Linked DNA regions of Mus musculus: region 2 is linked to region 1. The links are chromatin loops, found by intact Hi-C in ENCODE. Cell type or tissue: gastrocnemius. All regions are shown on one strand. Each heading gives the region's core, and the rest is flanking DNA. Links, peaks and the distances in the headings are about the cores only.

Region 1 (8,331 bases), core at 258-8,257:
TGGGGGTGTGAGGCAGAAGGATTGTGGGGGGGGGGACTTGAGAGGGAGGGTGGGAGGGGAAGAAGCTGGGGTAGGCTGTATATCTGGAGAGGAGGGAACGGGTTGAATAAGACTTGAACATCCAAATTCATTGAAGGCCTTTGAGCAGGAGAGGTTGAACGTGTGCAAGCATCTATGAGTGAGGGGCTGTTTATGGGCATCCGTGCATTTGCTGTAAGTGTGCATATGTCTGTAATTTGAAGAGACCAGGAAATGTCGGCTGTGAGGCCCAAAGCATGGTCCTGTCCTTTGCTGAGGGAAGCCTGTCGTTTAGGAGGAGAGGGAGTTGATGCTGTGGCGAGAGACTTCTGACAGTGACAGGAGCAATGGACCTGCTGGGCATCTGAGGGCACCTGAGGGATTCCTGAGCCCAGTGACTGCCAGGTGCTGCAGGCTGGGAGTGGGGAGGAAGAACGTGAAGAAGTGTGGGCCACAAGGCTCACAGCTCATGGTGCTTGGATGCGGGAGGTCCCGGGCTCAGCTGATCTTGATACTGACTCCAGCCCCATCTTGGGTGTATGCGTGTCAGTTATCCCCCTCCAACACATCCCTTCTGGAGTTTCTGTAGGTTCCAGAGAAAGCGTGGTTTATATGGAGGAGTTTTGCAAACCACTGTCAGGGTGAAGCTCCCTTGAGGGCCCCCAGATCAAAACAGTTTTCCCAGTAATGCTGAGGCATCGCCTGCCTTGCTAGCTTTCTCCTGGTGCACAACGCAGGGAGCCAGTGTCTTCCACGTGACCCACGCACCAGGTTACAGAACCTGCTCGGTAAAGGATGCAGTCAAGGTGAAGCTGGGTATGTGGCAGAGTACAAAATTCATTGATACGGGTCAGATCCCACACTTCAGTGGCACATAAAGAAACCGCCACTGCTCAGGGAAGAGTGGCCATGGTTACCCGAAAAGGCTGTATCTGGGTGAGACTGACGTTTTTCATGTCCTGTAATCAGCATCACATATCTTAGCAGACTGAAGCCTACAGCAAGGAGAATTCAGCCAGTCAGCGCTGTGGAGAAAGTTTCAAATTGATTTATGGAAAGCAACTCTGCCTATGCGAAAATCTCTCTCTCTCTTCTCTCTCTCTCTCTCTCTCTTCTCGCTCCCCCCCTCATGAGTGTGTGTGAGTGCGTGTGTGCATGCGTACTCGCGCTCTCACATGTGTATGAAGGTGTGTAGTACTACTTTACCGCAGAGACCGATGCAAAGGTAGCTATCAGACCCGTCGTGAGCACTGAGGCTCCTGGCTCTTTGGAGACACCTCATCCGTCTGTGGATGCTCCTGTCTGGGTGAACTGAAGGAAGATTGCTAGGACTGGAAATGTTGGGTGGGGCAAAGGGGACCTGGTTGATCTCCCAAGAGGTGGTGCTGGCTGCCTTCTTCCTTGTGTTCCTGGAAGAACTGTGGGCCAGTGAGGTGGCTCAGTGGGTAAGAGTGTCTGCTATCGAGCCTGAAGACCATAGTTCCATCCGTGGGAACCACATGTTGGAAGGAGAGACCAGTGTTTGTGAGCTGCTCTCTGGTTTCTACCTTCAAATCATGGCACATATATATTTATATCGATATTTATATGTATCTATATCTATATAAATACATATAAAATTTTTATTTATTTTTTATTTCTTGTCCTCACATAGGGGCAGCACCCTATCTGCCTCTGCACATGCCTATATGGAAATGCCAGGGTTCAGGGATATTGTTCTGGAGGCTGTCACCTTCAATCTCACTCATTACTGTTGCTTTGTCCTTTATGGCAGAGCTCCTGAGTGTGCGTGTTGCTCTAGGCAGGACCCAGCCAGATGTGGGCACGAAGCATCTTGAATGAGCATGGCTGGGCATGTGGATCCAACAGCTTTTATGCAAGGCATTGGAGAGCAGCTAGCCAATTCCATACACCCTCTTGGGTTGGTGGACAACTCTGGGCAACTGGCCTATCCTGTCCCTAAGGCAGCATTTTTGGACACACACAGAGAGCAGTGACCCGAGGCAGCTCCATACTTGCCACTGAGCTCAGGATAGATATGGATTCATTACTGCTATGGATGTCTTGGGGCACAGGACACAATGGAGTGTTCCTTGTCTTAACTAGATAGAGCCTGGGGGAGAAGGGGTATTGCTTTGTGCAGAGAGAGCAGTCTTGATTCCTGAATCTAGTGACATGCCAGGCTAAGGCCTTCCCCTCCAACCTTGTTCAGGGCAAGTATGTCAAATCTGGAGTCCAATGGCGTGCCTTCCCCAGACTTGTTGTGTTGGGCTCACATAGAGGTTGTAGGGACCTAAGCCAGAGACCTGGTTCTGCCCCAGTGCCTGTGGGCCTTTGGGCAAATGTGCTAAGGTCTCTGCCTGCTTTCCCAACCTGTGCAGATAGGATTGCCTTGAGGCTGAGGCCCGGGGTTAGATGGGTTAGCACACAGGGCTGCCTGCCAGCATTTCTATCTGCACTGCAGGCTCTCATCTGAGTTACAGGACTACTGGGGCATATGACAGATTACTCCTGCCTTTCTCTGGCCAGGGAAGCTGTGGGACTGGTTTTGGCCCCTGAGCTAAGAATGAAATGTGTGTCCTTCCAGGGCAGACTCTTAATCAGCAGTGCCATGGACGGGTTTTCCCTCTGACCCAGTGACTGGTGGCATGGTGACAGTTCTTTGGGTCTCTGGGAGTGACCCAAAAGTGGTGTCAGTAAGATGAAGCTTACCACAAGTGTGTGTTTCTGCCAAGACACTACCATCTGAGGGGCGTTGGCTGCTGCAGTGTATCCTCACAGGTCCTGACCAAAACAGGTTGTACTTGGGTCTCAGGATTAAGACTTGTACATGAAATGCCCAGGAATGGTGGCACTGGGGGTGGGGAGTGGAGAGAAAGCCAGTGTTAGATCTTCCTTCCACAGTTACTTTTCCCTGTGTGTGTGTGTGGGCCAGCACCTGAAGGAGAGGGTGGAGCAGCAGGAGGGACGGTGGGCGGGGCAAGGGGAGCAAAGGACGAGGCCACTCGTGAAGAATTAGCAATGAACCTGTTACGTTCTCATTTGTTTATTTTCAAAGATTTATTTCCTTATTTTATGCTTATTGATTTCTCTGTATGCATGTACACCTCCATGCCAGAAGAGGGCATCCCATCCCAGTATAGATGGTTGTGATCCACCATGTGGTTGCTGGGAACTGAACTCAGGACCTCTGGAAGAGCAGACATTGCTCTTAGCCACTGAGCCATCTCTCTACACCCTCTTCATTTTTTCTTTCTTTCCTTTTTTTTCCTTCTTTTTTTTTCTTGAGACAGAGTTCCTCTGTGTATCAGAGCCCTTGCCTTTCCCGCACTCAGTTTGTAGACCAGGATGGCCTCGAACTCACAGACCTCCACCTCCCTCAGTGTCTAGTGTTGGAATTAAAGGTGTGTACCACCGTGCCCGGTCTTTCTTTAAAAATTTGTAAGCACAGCATGGCTCGGTCACTTGGCACTGACCCGTTGGCCCCTTTCTGACCAGGACTCCCTGCTGGGTCCTTTGTAATATTGCTTTATCCTTGCTTGGATTTCAGAGACCTTAAGCTTTTTTCTCCTGCCATGTTCTGTCCCCGAGAAGGCAGAGCTGCTGTCCTGGGAAAGACTGGGCGAAGTCCATGTTCTGAACTGTTCCAGGATTTCCCTTCTATAGTGGAGAAAGTACCAGTCTTGATGGTGTCCATCTGTGTGTGAAACTCCCAGTTCCCACTATTGTCAGCCTGAAACTTGGTTATCAATTATGGAGGCTAATGTGGGGTTGTCAGGTGCTGAGTGCATAGGGTTGGGGTAGAGCTGGGTGTGGTTTCACATGCCTGTTATCTCAGTAGCTACAGGCTGAGGATTGCATGTTTGAGGCTTGCCTGAGCTGCACAGTGAAGCCCTGTGTGGAAAAAACAAAGTCTGTGCTCTTTTGCCCATTCTAAGGCATTTCTTACTCCCTTCCTTCCTAACTTTGTGTGCAGGCAAGCTGGGGAGGTGAGCCGGTGTGGAGAACTCACTTGTGTCCTCACTGATCTATATGGGGTATGATGTCATGGGCATGCCCAGGAGAGGCTAGCACAGCACAGCTGATCTTGACGCAGTAGCAGATGGAAGCTAGGCTGTCCACCTGTTTGTGTTATAGGTCCTGGAAGTGCGAATGCCCTGCCCTGTGAGCTCAGGGATGAGTGTTAGCTTGCCTTGCTCCCCTTGCAGGCAGGAACGTTTGCTAACCTGAATTGGAAATCTGTGCATTACCAAGCCCTGCTTCTCCTTTCATTCTAGACCACAGCTGTGTCAGGCTGTGTGTGATGTGTGTGGTGCAGGCAGGGCAAGAGGTGTGAGCTCAGAGCCTTGAAGCTGAGAGAAGTGGCTTGTGCCTGTGGTTCAGTCTTCAGGGGCCACCACAGAAGATGCTGAAAGAGACCCTGTCTCAAGCAGTCTTTTCATAAGAATTTGCTCAGAGCTTACAGTGGTGGTTCATGCCTAGCCAGGCTGTGAGGGCAGTGTGGGCTTTCATCTTCTCTCTCTTTTTTATCCCACACACTGCATGGTTCCTCCTGCCTGGGCCAGAAGCTGACAGCTCCAGCCCCGGGCGGCAGCAGCTCAAGTTGTCCTTAACTCTAGGCAGGGAAATGAAGTTCTCCAGCGTCACCTGTGCTCTGGTGTCCAAAGCTGGCAGCGGCTCGTGTGGAGAGAAGCATCCAGAGGCATGGGTTGGCACCAGCAACCTATGACATTCGTGCAGAGCCTTGAGGCTGATTGCCAGGCCTGACAGTGGTGGACAGAGGAAGAGCCAGGGTCCCTTGGCACCAGAGCGCAGCCTTTGACTGTATGGCCTTTGTCTGTGGGAGATGGGAATGTTACTCCTGCAAGTGCTGGGGCTCCAGGATTCTACCAGCATGTCACTTTTCTTAGGGAGAAGAGGCCAGCACAGAGCTCACACCCAACACTGTGACTACCCTGACTACTCTTCCCTCATGCTGTCTCCCCCCCTCCAAGTTTTTTTTTTTTTTTTTTTTAACAACAAAATGACACACTTGACACCTGTCCAGAATATCAGTGTTGCCCAGACAGTAAAAGTTTCACAGCAGCAAGGGACATGTTAAGAATGGGTAGTCCCAAGGGGAGTCAGACAGAAAGGCACAAGTCACTGAAAGGGCCACACCCTTGGAATTCTATTGACAAAGGCCCAGCAGCATAGCCCGTCTTTGTATGCCTTTCTGTTCATTTTATGTCGGTTCAATCACCCACCATCACCCACTCATCCAACCTTATACCTTTCATAAGTGTGGCATTCTGAATTCCATAGAATCTGCCTGGAGCTTTCTGTTTGGTTTTCCTTCGTCGTGGTATGTAGTCTGGTACTGTGCAGCTCTGTGGGCTCCTGTGGTCATTCAGGTAGACAGTGGAGATCTGTAGTGCCTTTGTCTTCTTGGGTGGGGGTTTCTGGGAAGTGTGGGCTGTTACTGGGACCCATTGTAAGTGGAGGGGCATTATGCTTTGCACCTGCTCTACCTGTAAGGTCATTTTGACTTAAAAAGATACAAGAGACACATGGGTGTCATTAGGGGACAGACTATTATAAAAAATTCTTGTGTTTTTACTTATTAAGAATGAACATTTAGAATCACCAAGGTTTCCATGTTCATGTCTGCAACATGTTCAACATGTTCATGTCTGCAACATGCTCCATGTTCATGTCTGCAACAAACCACTTGTAGGAGGAAGGGTGTTAGGTTTGACCCCACCCCCCACACCCACACCCACACCCACACCCACACCCACACACACCCACATACACACACACACACACACACACACACACACACACACACACACACACACAGTGGCTGAGGTGCATACTTAACAATCAAAGTAGACCTAGCTGCTAGGATCGCCTTGACATCCATCCTTCAGTTCCTACCTGTTACAAGGCCTTCCTGGCTGGCATACCCCACTGTCTTAGTTAGGGTTTCCATTGCTGTGAAGAGACCTCTCGACCAAGGCAACTCTTCTGAAGAAGAACACTTAATTGGGATTGGCTTACAGTTCCAGCGGAGCTGGAGAAGCTGAGAGTTCCCCATCTTGGTTGGCAGGCAGCAGCAGGAGACTGTGATACATTAAGCATAGCGTGGACATATATATGAGACCTCAAAGCCTGCCCACCAGAACAGTAACACATTTTCTCCAACAAGCCACACCTATTCCAACAAGGCCACACCTCCTAATAGTGCCACTTTCTATGGGCCAAGCATTCAACCACAAGCCTTTGGGGGCCATACCTACTCAAACCATTACATCTGCTTCTATCTTCAACTTCTCCAGGAACTGGGAATGTTCTACTCTAAACATGGCTGTGATTTTGCCAGAGGTCCTGGGTATTTCTTTTTTTTTTTTTCCATTTTTTATTAGGTATTTAGCTCATTTACATTTCCAATGCTATACCAAAAGTCCCCCATACCCACCCACCCCCACTCCCCTACCCACCCACTCCCCCTTTTTGGCCCTGGCACTCCCCTGTACTGGGGCATATGAAGTTTGCGTGTCCAGTGGGCCTCTCTTTCCAGTGATGGCCGACTAGGCCATCTTTTGATACATATGCAGCTAGAGTCAAGAGCTCCGGGGTACTGGTTAGTTCATAATGTTGTTCCACCTATAGGGTTGCAGATCCCTTTAGCTCCTTGGGTTCTTTCTCTAGCTCCTCCATTGGGAGCCCTGTGATCCATCCATTAGCTGACTGTGAGCATCCACTTTTGTGTTTGCTAGGCCCCCTGGGTATTTCTTAAAATGGATCTCTCCATTTTAAGACTTACACATAGTGCTTGAAATGTCTAAAAAACGACGGGGCATAGTAGTTTACAAACGTAATCCCAACACTTGGGAGGCTGAGGCAGGGGGATTTTCTTGAGTTTGAGGCCCAGCCTGGGCTACATAGTGAGTTTCTGGCCAGTTTGAATTACTTAGTGATACTTTGCCTCAAAAATGACAGGGATTAGTGAGGCGACTTAGCGGGTGAAGGGGTGTGTGCAAGCCCGAAGCCCTGAGAGTTCATCTCTGGAATCCATCCATGTAAAGGTTTGGAAGGAGATAACTCACTCCATAAGGCTGTCCTCTGATATCCACATGCATTTCATGACACAAGTTGTGTCCTTCACCCTCCTCCCCATACACACACACTTGTCTTAGCAATGTTTACTGGCTGGTTTTGTGTGTCAACTTGACACAAGCTGGAGTTATCACAAAGAAAGGAGCCTCCCTTGAGGAAATGCCTCTGTGAGATCCAGCTGTAAGGCATTTTCTCAATTCGTGATCAAGGGGTGGAAGGGCCCATTGTGAGTGGTGCCATCCCTGGGCTGGTAGTCCTGGGTTCTTATCCTGTCCCGCGGGATTCAGTTATTCGTGGGTGCGAGGGGGACCTCGAACCTGGAAGGAAATGGGAATAAAAGAAAGAAAGTCGGAGGACCAAGTAGATATGTCAACCTATCAAGGTCTCGTTTATTAGGCTGAGGTGCCTTCTTTTTAAAGCATACATCGCGGGGAATATGGGAGGGGTCAAGGGAGAATTATACAAAGAACAAAGAAGTGGGCATCTGCTGACATGGGGGCCGAAGTCAGGCGCCAGGCATCGGGCACTCTGGATCTTATTTCTGGAACATTGATCCTCCTTGACAGCCTTGGGGGTCAGGCTGGGCTCAGGCGTGACTTATGTCCTTGGATAGCATGGGAACTCAGGAAGAGATAGGGAAGAGGGGACTATAATTTAGCTTTTACAGCCTCAGGTGCCAAGAAAGGAATAGGAAGGAAGGGGGGTGATAACCAGCTCTTAGTACAAGGCCATTTGGCCTGTTAGGGAGATTGTGAAGGGCTCACTTTCTCACGGGATGGTCTCTGACAGGTTCTATAAGAAAGCAAGCTGAGCAAGCCAGGGGAAGCAAGCCAGTAAGTAACATTCCTCCATGGCCTCTGCATCGGCTCCTGCTTCCTGACCTGCTTGAGTTCCAGTCCTGCATCTTTTGGTGATCAACAGCAATGTGGAAAGTGTAAGCTGAATAAACCCTTTCTTCACCAACCTGCTTCTTGGTCATGATGTTTTGTGCAGGAAGAAAACCCCTGACTAAGACACAATGGTTTCCACCTTAATCCCAGCACTCGGGAGGCAGAGGCAGGTGGATTTCTGAGTTCGAGGCCAGCCTGGTTTACAAAGTGAGTTCCAGGATAGCCAGGGCTATACAGAGAAACCCTGTCTCGAAAAAAAAACAAAAACAAAAAAAACAAAAACAACAACAAAAAAAAAAACCCCACAATTGTTTCTATTGCT
Region 2 (8,331 bases), core at 218-8,217, 99 kb before region 1:
ACACAAGTGAGTTCTCCACACCGGCTCACCTCCCCAGCTTGCCTGCACACAAAGTTAGGAAGGGAGGGAGGTAAGAAATGCCTTAGAATGGGCAAAAGAGCACAGACTTTGTTTTTTCCATACAGGGCTTCACTGTGCAGCTCAGGCAAGCCTCAAACATGCAATCCTCAGCCTGTAACTGCTGAGATAACAGGCATGTGAAACCACACCCAGCTCTACCCCAACCCTATGCACTCAGCACCTGACAACCCCACATTAGCCTCCATAATTGATAACCAAGTTCCAGGCTGACTATAGTGGGAACTGGGAGTTTCACACATGGATGGACACCATCAAGACTGGTACTTTCTCCACTATAGAGGGGAAATCCTGGAACAGTTCAGAACATGGACCTCACCCGGCCTTTCCCAGGACAGCAGCTCTGCCTTCTCGGGGACAGAACATGGCAGGAGAGAAAAGCTTAAGGTCTCTGAAATCCAAGCAAGTATAAAGCAATATTACAAAGGACCCTGCAGGGAGTCCTGGTCAGAAAGGGGCCAACGGGTCAGTGCCAAGTAACCGAGCCATGCTGTGCTTACAAATTTTTAAAGAAAGACCGGGCATGGTGGTACACACCTTTAATTCCAGCACTCGTGACACTGAAGGAGGTGGATGTCTGTGAGTTCGAGGCCAAACTGGTCTTCAAAGTGAGTCCAGGAAAGGCAAGGGCTCGGATAAACAGAGGAACTCTGTCTCAAGAAAAAAAAGAAGGAAAAAAAAGGAAAGAAAGAAAAAGTGAAGAGGGTGTGGAGAGATGGCTCAGTGGCTAAGAGCAATGTCTGCTCTTCCAGAGGTCCTGAGTTCAATTCCCAGCAACCACATGGTGGATCACAACCATCTATACTGGGATGGGATGCCCTCTTCTGGCATGGAGGTGTACATGCATGCAGAAAAATCAATAAGCATAAAATAAGGAAGTAAATCTTTGAAAATAAACAAATGAGAACGTAACAGGTTCATTGCTAACTCTTCACGAGTGGCCTCGTCCTTTGCTCCCCTTGCCCCGCCCACCGTCCCTCCTGCTGCTCCGCCCTCTCCTTCAGGTGCTGGCCCACACACACACACACACACACAGGGAAAAGTAACTGTGGAAGGAAGATCTAACACTGGCTTTCTCTCCACTCCCCACCCCCAGTGACACCATTCCTGGGCATTTCAAGTATAACTTTTAATCCTGAGACCCAAATACAACCTTTTTTGGTCAGGACCTGTGAGGATACACTGTGTCAGCCAACGCCCCTCAGATGGCAGTGTCTTGGCAGAAACACACACTTGTGGTAATCGTCATCTTACTGACGCCACTTTTGGGTCACTCCCAGAGACCCAAAGAACTGTCACCATGCCACCAGTCACTGGGTCAGAGGGAAAACCCGTCCATGGCACTGCTGATTAAGAGTCTGCCCTGGAAGGACACACATTTCATTCTTAGCTCAGGGGCCAAAACCAGTCCCACAGCTTCCCTGGCCAGAGAAAGGCAGGAGTAATCTGCCATATGCCCCAGTAGTCCTGTAACTCAGATGAGAGCCTGCAGTGCAGATAGAAATGTTGGCAGGCAGCCCTGTGTGCTAACCCATCTAACCCCGGGCCTCAGCCTCAAGGCAATCCTATCTGCACAGGTTGGGAAAGCAGGCAGAGACCTTAGCACATTTGCCCAAAGGCCCACAGGCACTGGGGCAGAACCAGGTCTCTGGCTTAGGTCCCTACAACCTCTATGTGAGCCCAACACAACAAGGCTAGGGAAGGCACGCCACTGGACTCCAGATTTGACATACTTGCCCTGAACAAGGTTGGAGAGGAAGGCCTTAGCCTGGCATGTCACTAGATTCAGGAATCAAGACTGCTCTCTCTGCACAAAGCAACACCCCTTCTCCCCCAGGCTCTATCTAGTTAAGACAAGGAACACTCCATTGTGTCCTGTGCCCCAAGACATCCATAGCAGTAATGAATCCATATCTATCCTGAGCTCGGTGGCAAGTATGGAGCTGCCTCGGGTCACTGCTCTCTGTGTGTGTCCAAAAGTGCTGCCTTAGGGACAGGATAGGCCAGTTGCCCAGAGTTGTCCACCAACCCAAAAGGGTGTATGGAATTGGCCAGCTGCTCTCCAATGCCTTGCATAAAAGCTGTTGGATCCACATGCCCAGACATACTCATTCAAGATGCTTTGTGCCCACCTCTGCCTGGGTCCTGCCTAGAGCAACACGCACACTCAGGAGCTCTGCCATAAAGGACAAAGCAACAGTAATGAGTAAGATTGAAGGTGACAGCCCCTAGAACAATATCCCTGAATCCTGGCATTTCCATGTAAGTGAGTGCAGAGGCAGATAGGGTGCTGCCCCTACTTAGGGGTAAAATAGTCCATTCTTAGACATACAAAACACAATGACAGCATTTTCTTTCCTCATATAAGGCAGATACCAATGGACCCAGGGTATTAAAATGTAATGGGGGGGAGGGCACTGGCTGCCAGGTATCCACCGGGCAGATCAGAACCATCAGAACTACAGCTCCAGTGGCCCCAGTGCCTTCTTCTGGGCTCCTCAGACACCAGGCATGCAAGTGGTGCAGAACATGCCTACAAACCACCCAAACAATTATTCTTCTAAGTAATAATAGGCTGTGACTATAGCTCAGTTTGCAGAGGGCTTGCACACCAATGGCCCTGGATTTGATGTCAGCACTTCATAAATTGGGATGTGATACCATGCACCTGCATTCTCAGAAGACAATTTAGAGGCAGCAGGATCAGAAGTTCAAGGTCACCTTCGGCTACAACTAAACTATCAAGTTTATGTCAGAATGATGGCCCAGTGGGTTAAGATGCTGGCTGCCAAGCCTGATGCCTAAATTTGATCCCCAGAACCCTCATGGTGGAAGAAGGGAACCAACGCTTGTTAACTTTCTGATCTCCGCATATATGAACACATACACAAATATACGTACACATACACAAAATACATAAATGGTAAAAACTAAACGGCATAGGGAAGGGGGGTGGGAAGAGGCAGCAAGAACAAGTAAAATTAACCACAGATAAACATTTCTAACTGGTTATAGTGGGGCTGGGCACATGGCACAGGTAAACTACCTAGCCCCATGGAAAACTCATGAAGACTCAGATCACAGCCATTATCCCCACTCCGTCATGCCGGTTTTAACCTCCACCTCACACAAGACTCTTCCGGAATCCGTTCTCAGGTGTTTGAAGGATTTGTATTTTCATGTTTACACCAAATCCAAGTCTCATCACTTTGGTGGCTGTTTTCTCCTGAGATAAATTCTTGGGATAAGAAAGACAGATGTATTGCATTGTATTGCAAGTTCCGTGTGCCAGGCCACGCTTCTGCCATGCTTCTGCTGTCCCTACAGCAAAGAGGCTTCTTCCAGCCCTGAGAGCTAGCTAGCACAGACTCAAGGCCATCAGGGCAGGCAGCAGCGGGTACTTAGCTTGCACACACCACCACCTGCTCCCCTCCACTGTCTTGGGCCCAGATCTCCATAACCAGCGGTAGCTCCAGATGGGAGCAAGGCCAATGGAGAGCACTCCAGCCAGAGAAAAGCAACCTGAGCTCTCTCTCTCAGGTTCTCCCCTCTGACGCAATCATTTCCTTCCTCTCACTTAGTCAGCGAGCCTGAGAAGGAACAGTGCACAGTGCACCGCCCTACACACAACACCAGACACTCTGTAGGGTTGTAGGGCTCGCAGGTTCGTGGATACTCAGAAAGAGGCTGCCTCTCCAGCAATCTGGCCCCACAGATGGACTCATTAGGAACACACTGGCCTGGATATTAAAATCTATGAGCCTCCTGGAGTAAGGGCGATACAAGCGAGCAGAAAACAATAAATGAGATTAAAATAACTGGTCATGTCCCTGGAGAGGATTGCCTTCTGTCTCCATGAGCCCTGGCTTCCATGAAGATCATGTTGCCAATCCCAAAGAACATACACGCTCCAAGACTCAGCTTGCATACTCACTCTCTCTTAATTAAACATTTATATGTATTCTTATCTTTGGAGTTGGGAACATATGTGCCACGAATTGAATGTGGAAACCAGAGAGCAACTTGCAGATACTGGTGGGTCTCCATAAACCATGTGGGTCCCAAGGATGGAACTGTGGTCTTCAGGCTTGATGGCAGCCACCTCACTGGCCCCCAGCTTGTCTAGGAGCACAAGGAAGAAGGCAGCCAGCACCACCTCTTAGGAGATCAACCAGGTCCCCTTTGCCTCACCCAACATTTCCAGTCCTAGCAATCTTCCTTCAGTTCACTCAGACAGGAGCATCCACAGACGGATGAGGTGTCTCCAAAGAGCCAGGAGCCTCAGTGCTCACGACGGGTCTGATAGCTACCTTTGCATGGGTCTCTGCGGTAAAGTAGTACTACACACCTTCATACACACGTGAGAGCGCGAGTACGCATGCACACACGCACTCACACACACTCCTGGGGGGGGGGGGGCAAGAGGAGAGAGAGAGAGAGAGAGAGAGAGAGAGAGATTTTCGCATAGGCAGAGTTGCTTTCCATAAATCAATTTGAAACTTTCTCCACAGCGCTGACTGGCTGAATTCTCCTTGCTGTAGGCTTCAGTCTGCTAAGATATGTGATGCTGATTACAGGACATGAAAAAACGTCAGTCTCACCCAGATACAGCCTCTTCGGATAACCAGGGCCACTCTTCCCTGAGCAGTGGCGGTTTCTTTATGTGCCACTGAAGTGTGGGATTTGACCCGTATCAATGAATTTTGTACTCTGCCACATTCCCAGCTTCACCTTGACTGCATCCTTTACCGAGCAGGTTCTGTAACCTGGTGCGTGGGTCACGTGGAAGACACTGGCTCCCTGTGTTGTGCACCAGGAGAAAGCTAGCAAGGCAGGCGATGCCTCAGCATTACTGGGAAAACTGTTTTGATCTGGGGGCCCTCAAGGGAGCTTCACCCTAACAGTGGTTTGCAAAACTCCTCCATATTAACCACGCTTTCTCTGGAACCTACAGAAACTCCAGTAGGGATGTGTTGGAGGGGGATAACTGACACGCACACACCCAAGATGGGACTGGAGTCAGTATCAAGATCAGCTGAGCCCGGGACCTCCCGCATCCAAGCACCATGAGCTGTGAGCCTTGTGGCCCACACTTCTTCACGTTCTTCCTCCCCACCCCCAGCCTGCAGCACCTGGCAGTCACTGGGCTGCCGGAATCCCTCAGGTGCCCTCAGATGCCCAGCAGGTCCATTGCTCCTGTCACTGTCAGAAGTCTCTCGCCACAGCATCAACTCCCTCTCCTCCTAAACGACAGGCTTCCCTCAGCAAAGGACAGGACCATGCTTTGGGCCTCACAGCTGACATTTCCTGGTCTCTTCAAATTACAGACATATGCATACTTACAGCAAATACATGGATGCCCATAAACAGCCCCTCAGTCATAGATGCTTGCACACGTTCAACCTCTCCTGCTCAAAGGCCTTCAATGAATTTGGATGTTCAAGTCTTATTCAACCCGTTCTCTCCTCTCCAGATCTACAGCCTACCCCAGCTTTTTCCCCTCCCACCCTCCCTCTCAAGTCCCCCACACACACAATCCCTCTGCCTCACACCCCCAGCTTCTTGGTTGTTCAGCACACCTTATACACAGTAGAGCCTGAGAAAACCAACTCGACAGGCATTTCCAGACACTCACTATGCACTGCACCCATAGCAAGAGGGGCATCTGTCTGTCTCTTACATGAACACACCCTCTGTTCTGCTGGAGCACAGGGACCTGCTTCTGACAGCCACCGTGGCCTACTGTGCTTCACTCTGTCTGCAGCTCCAAGGGTGGGATTCTGTGTCCCCTTTGTATGTGCTAGATGCTCAATAAGTCCCATGTCAGTGCTATCCACTGGAGTAAGAACGGACATGTCCAGAGGCCTATTGTATACCTGCACGGCAGGCTCCCACTGTTGGTCATGTTAAGGTATAATCAGTATGTTTCACACCTACATTTTAAAAACACATTATTTTTATGTGTATGAGTGTTTGTCCCTGAATGTGTTTATGGACCGCCTGCTTGCCTGGTGCCTTGGGGGCCACAAATGGGCATGAGCTTCCCTGGAACTGGGGTTTACAGATGGTAATGGGCAGCCACGTGGGTGCTGAGAGCCCAATCCAGGTCATCTGCAGGGGCAGCAAATGCCCCTAACCACTGAGCCATCTCTACCGGCCCCATGTTTATTCATTTAAGCCAGGTGGTTCACACATACATTGCCAATAATTGAGAGGCAGAGAATCAATCATTTAGTTCTGGGCTAGCCTGGGCTATATATTAATTTAGTGGACAATCTGAGCTAAGAGTGAGTCCTTATCTATAAACAAAATGAGTCATTTTCAGTTCTCCAGTGATGCTCTTGGAGGGTGGTCCGTCCATAAAGCACACAAGCCCAGCAGGGGACACCAACCTCAAGCAGCCTGACAGAAGAGCTGTGTGACAAGTGCCCCAGCTCCAAATCCCAGGCTGATCAAGATACCTGGTTTTCTCATCTGGAAAACAGTAGTAGTTAAACGTGTGTCCTATCTTTGAGCTTCTATCCTGTAATTAAACTGGAGCGTGTCAAGAGCCCGGCAGTGGGACACACTAATGGTTCAGTCCCCTGCCATCACTGCCGCCAGCTCCTCCGTTCACCAGCAGCACTAGCCCTGGGCAGGCAGAATTCTCAGACAGAGCCCCTCATCCCACTGGTGGTCTTATTCTGTGGAGAGGTGGCCCTACATGACAAGGTTACAGGTGCAATGGCTGATCGCCCTGGGATGATCATGGCTCAATTGATAAAGAGCTCAATGCAGGCATGAGGGCCTGAACTGCATCCCAAGACCCACATTAAGAAGCCACGTGTGGCCGGGCGTGGTGGTGCACGCCTTTAATCCCAGCACTCGTGAGGCAGAGGCAGGTGGATTTCTGAGTTTGAGGCCAGCCTGGTCTACAAAGCGAGTTCCAGGACAGCCAGGGCTACACAGAGAAACCCTGTCTCGAAAAACAAAAAACAAACAAAAAAAGCCATGTGTGGGACGACACACTCTCAGCTCTCAGCCCTAGTGAGGCAGAGACAGGTAGAACCTGGGGCTCATTGGCTGCTCAGCCTAACTTATTTGGTAAGTTCCAGGTCACCGTGAGGTCATATTTCAAAACCACCAAGGTAGACAGTGCTTGTTTGACACCCAAGGTCAACAAGCTCTCACCTCGCAGGAACCCACATGCGCACGTACCCTCACGTCCACACAGTTGCCCTTAGGGTGGACCTAACCTCAAAAAGCAAAGCAACGACAGCTTTCTAGGCTGAGAAGACAGAGTGCTCCGTCAGTAAAGTGCTCGCTAAACAAGCCTAAGGCCTTGCGTTTGATCCCAAATCTTATAAATTAGGCACGGTGAGAGACCAGCGTGGCAGTAGTGGTCTCCTCCTGTAATCCTACAACCCGGGAAGCTGGGGCTGGAAGATTGCTAGTTTGAAGCCAGCCTGGGCCACCACACCCAGTAAAACTTGTCCACCACTTACTTTTGGAATTTTCCACTTGGTATTTTCAAACCACTTGACCTCAGAAAAGTGAGTGACGCTACAGAGAGTGAAGCTGAAGATGGGGAAGGCTACCCTGTAAGCCCTAGGGGCCCTCGAGACTGAAACCAGGAAAGGCAGATGGAGGATTTGTCCAAAGGTTAAGGGACAACCCACTAGGTGCCAACAGTTCTTACTCATCTCTGTGCCTTGCACTTAGCAGAGTAGGTAGCATCCAATGGGAGCTCAGTAATTTTAATAAAGCTCCAACTTCTGTCCCCTAGGCTCCCTCCATAGCTGCATGACACCCCCCTTCCCCCCCAACTGGCTTCACGTGCAATTCCCTAGAGGAATTCAGCAAAGGCCTCTTTTATACTTCAAAGAAAACTGCCGGGCTGGCATGTAGCTAGTTGGTCCTGTTTGTTTAACATGCACAGAACTCAGGGCTTGATGGCCAGAGCTGCATGGACAGAAAATGGGGTCACACACCTGTAATCTCATTCTTTAGGGGGTAAGGGCAAGATGATGGATGTTTAAGGTCATCCTTGACTGCAAAGCATGATAGTATGAGACCAGCCTGGGCTGCATAAGACCCAGTCTAAAAAAAAAAAGGAAAAGAAAACTGTAGACACAAGAAGTCACTGAGCAAGCCCCCTGTATGTCCGCAAACAAATATGCCCTGCTTTAGGCATCAAGTGACTGGTGTGCAGTGTCTCCTGCCTCAGTCTCGCTGCCAGGCAAACCCTGACATTTTGCCTATAATTATATCTTT

What was found. A loop is a pair of places that touch in the nucleus more often than their neighbours do. Peaks named below come from ENCODE experiments on the same cell type or tissue, not always from the same donor. Only the 100,000 strongest peaks of a DNase experiment are listed, where the experiment ranks them.
Region 2: a loop joins it to region 1, with 4 times the contacts of the local background. A loop is called at or near these places in 13 of 42 quality-filtered maps.

Annotation. Positions count from the first base shown.
Region 1 is chr7:75,756,635-75,764,965 of GRCm38, reverse strand. No RefSeq gene overlaps it. Among named protein-coding and RNA genes, the nearest start is that of AU020206, 21 kb to the left of the region's middle. In gastrocnemius, for the core only: no CTCF peak of the experiment used is centred there; DNase peaks (open chromatin) are centred at 2,465, 2,671, 3,512 and 4,708.
Region 2 is chr7:75,855,314-75,863,644 of GRCm38, reverse strand. The region is part of intron 1 of Klhl25 (kelch-like 25); the gene reads right to left. Among named protein-coding and RNA genes, the nearest start is that of Klhl25, 11 kb to the right of the region's middle. In gastrocnemius, for the core only: no CTCF peak of the experiment used is centred there; DNase peaks (open chromatin) are centred at 1,346, 1,548, 2,063, 3,569 and 1 more place; H3K27ac peaks cover 789 bases.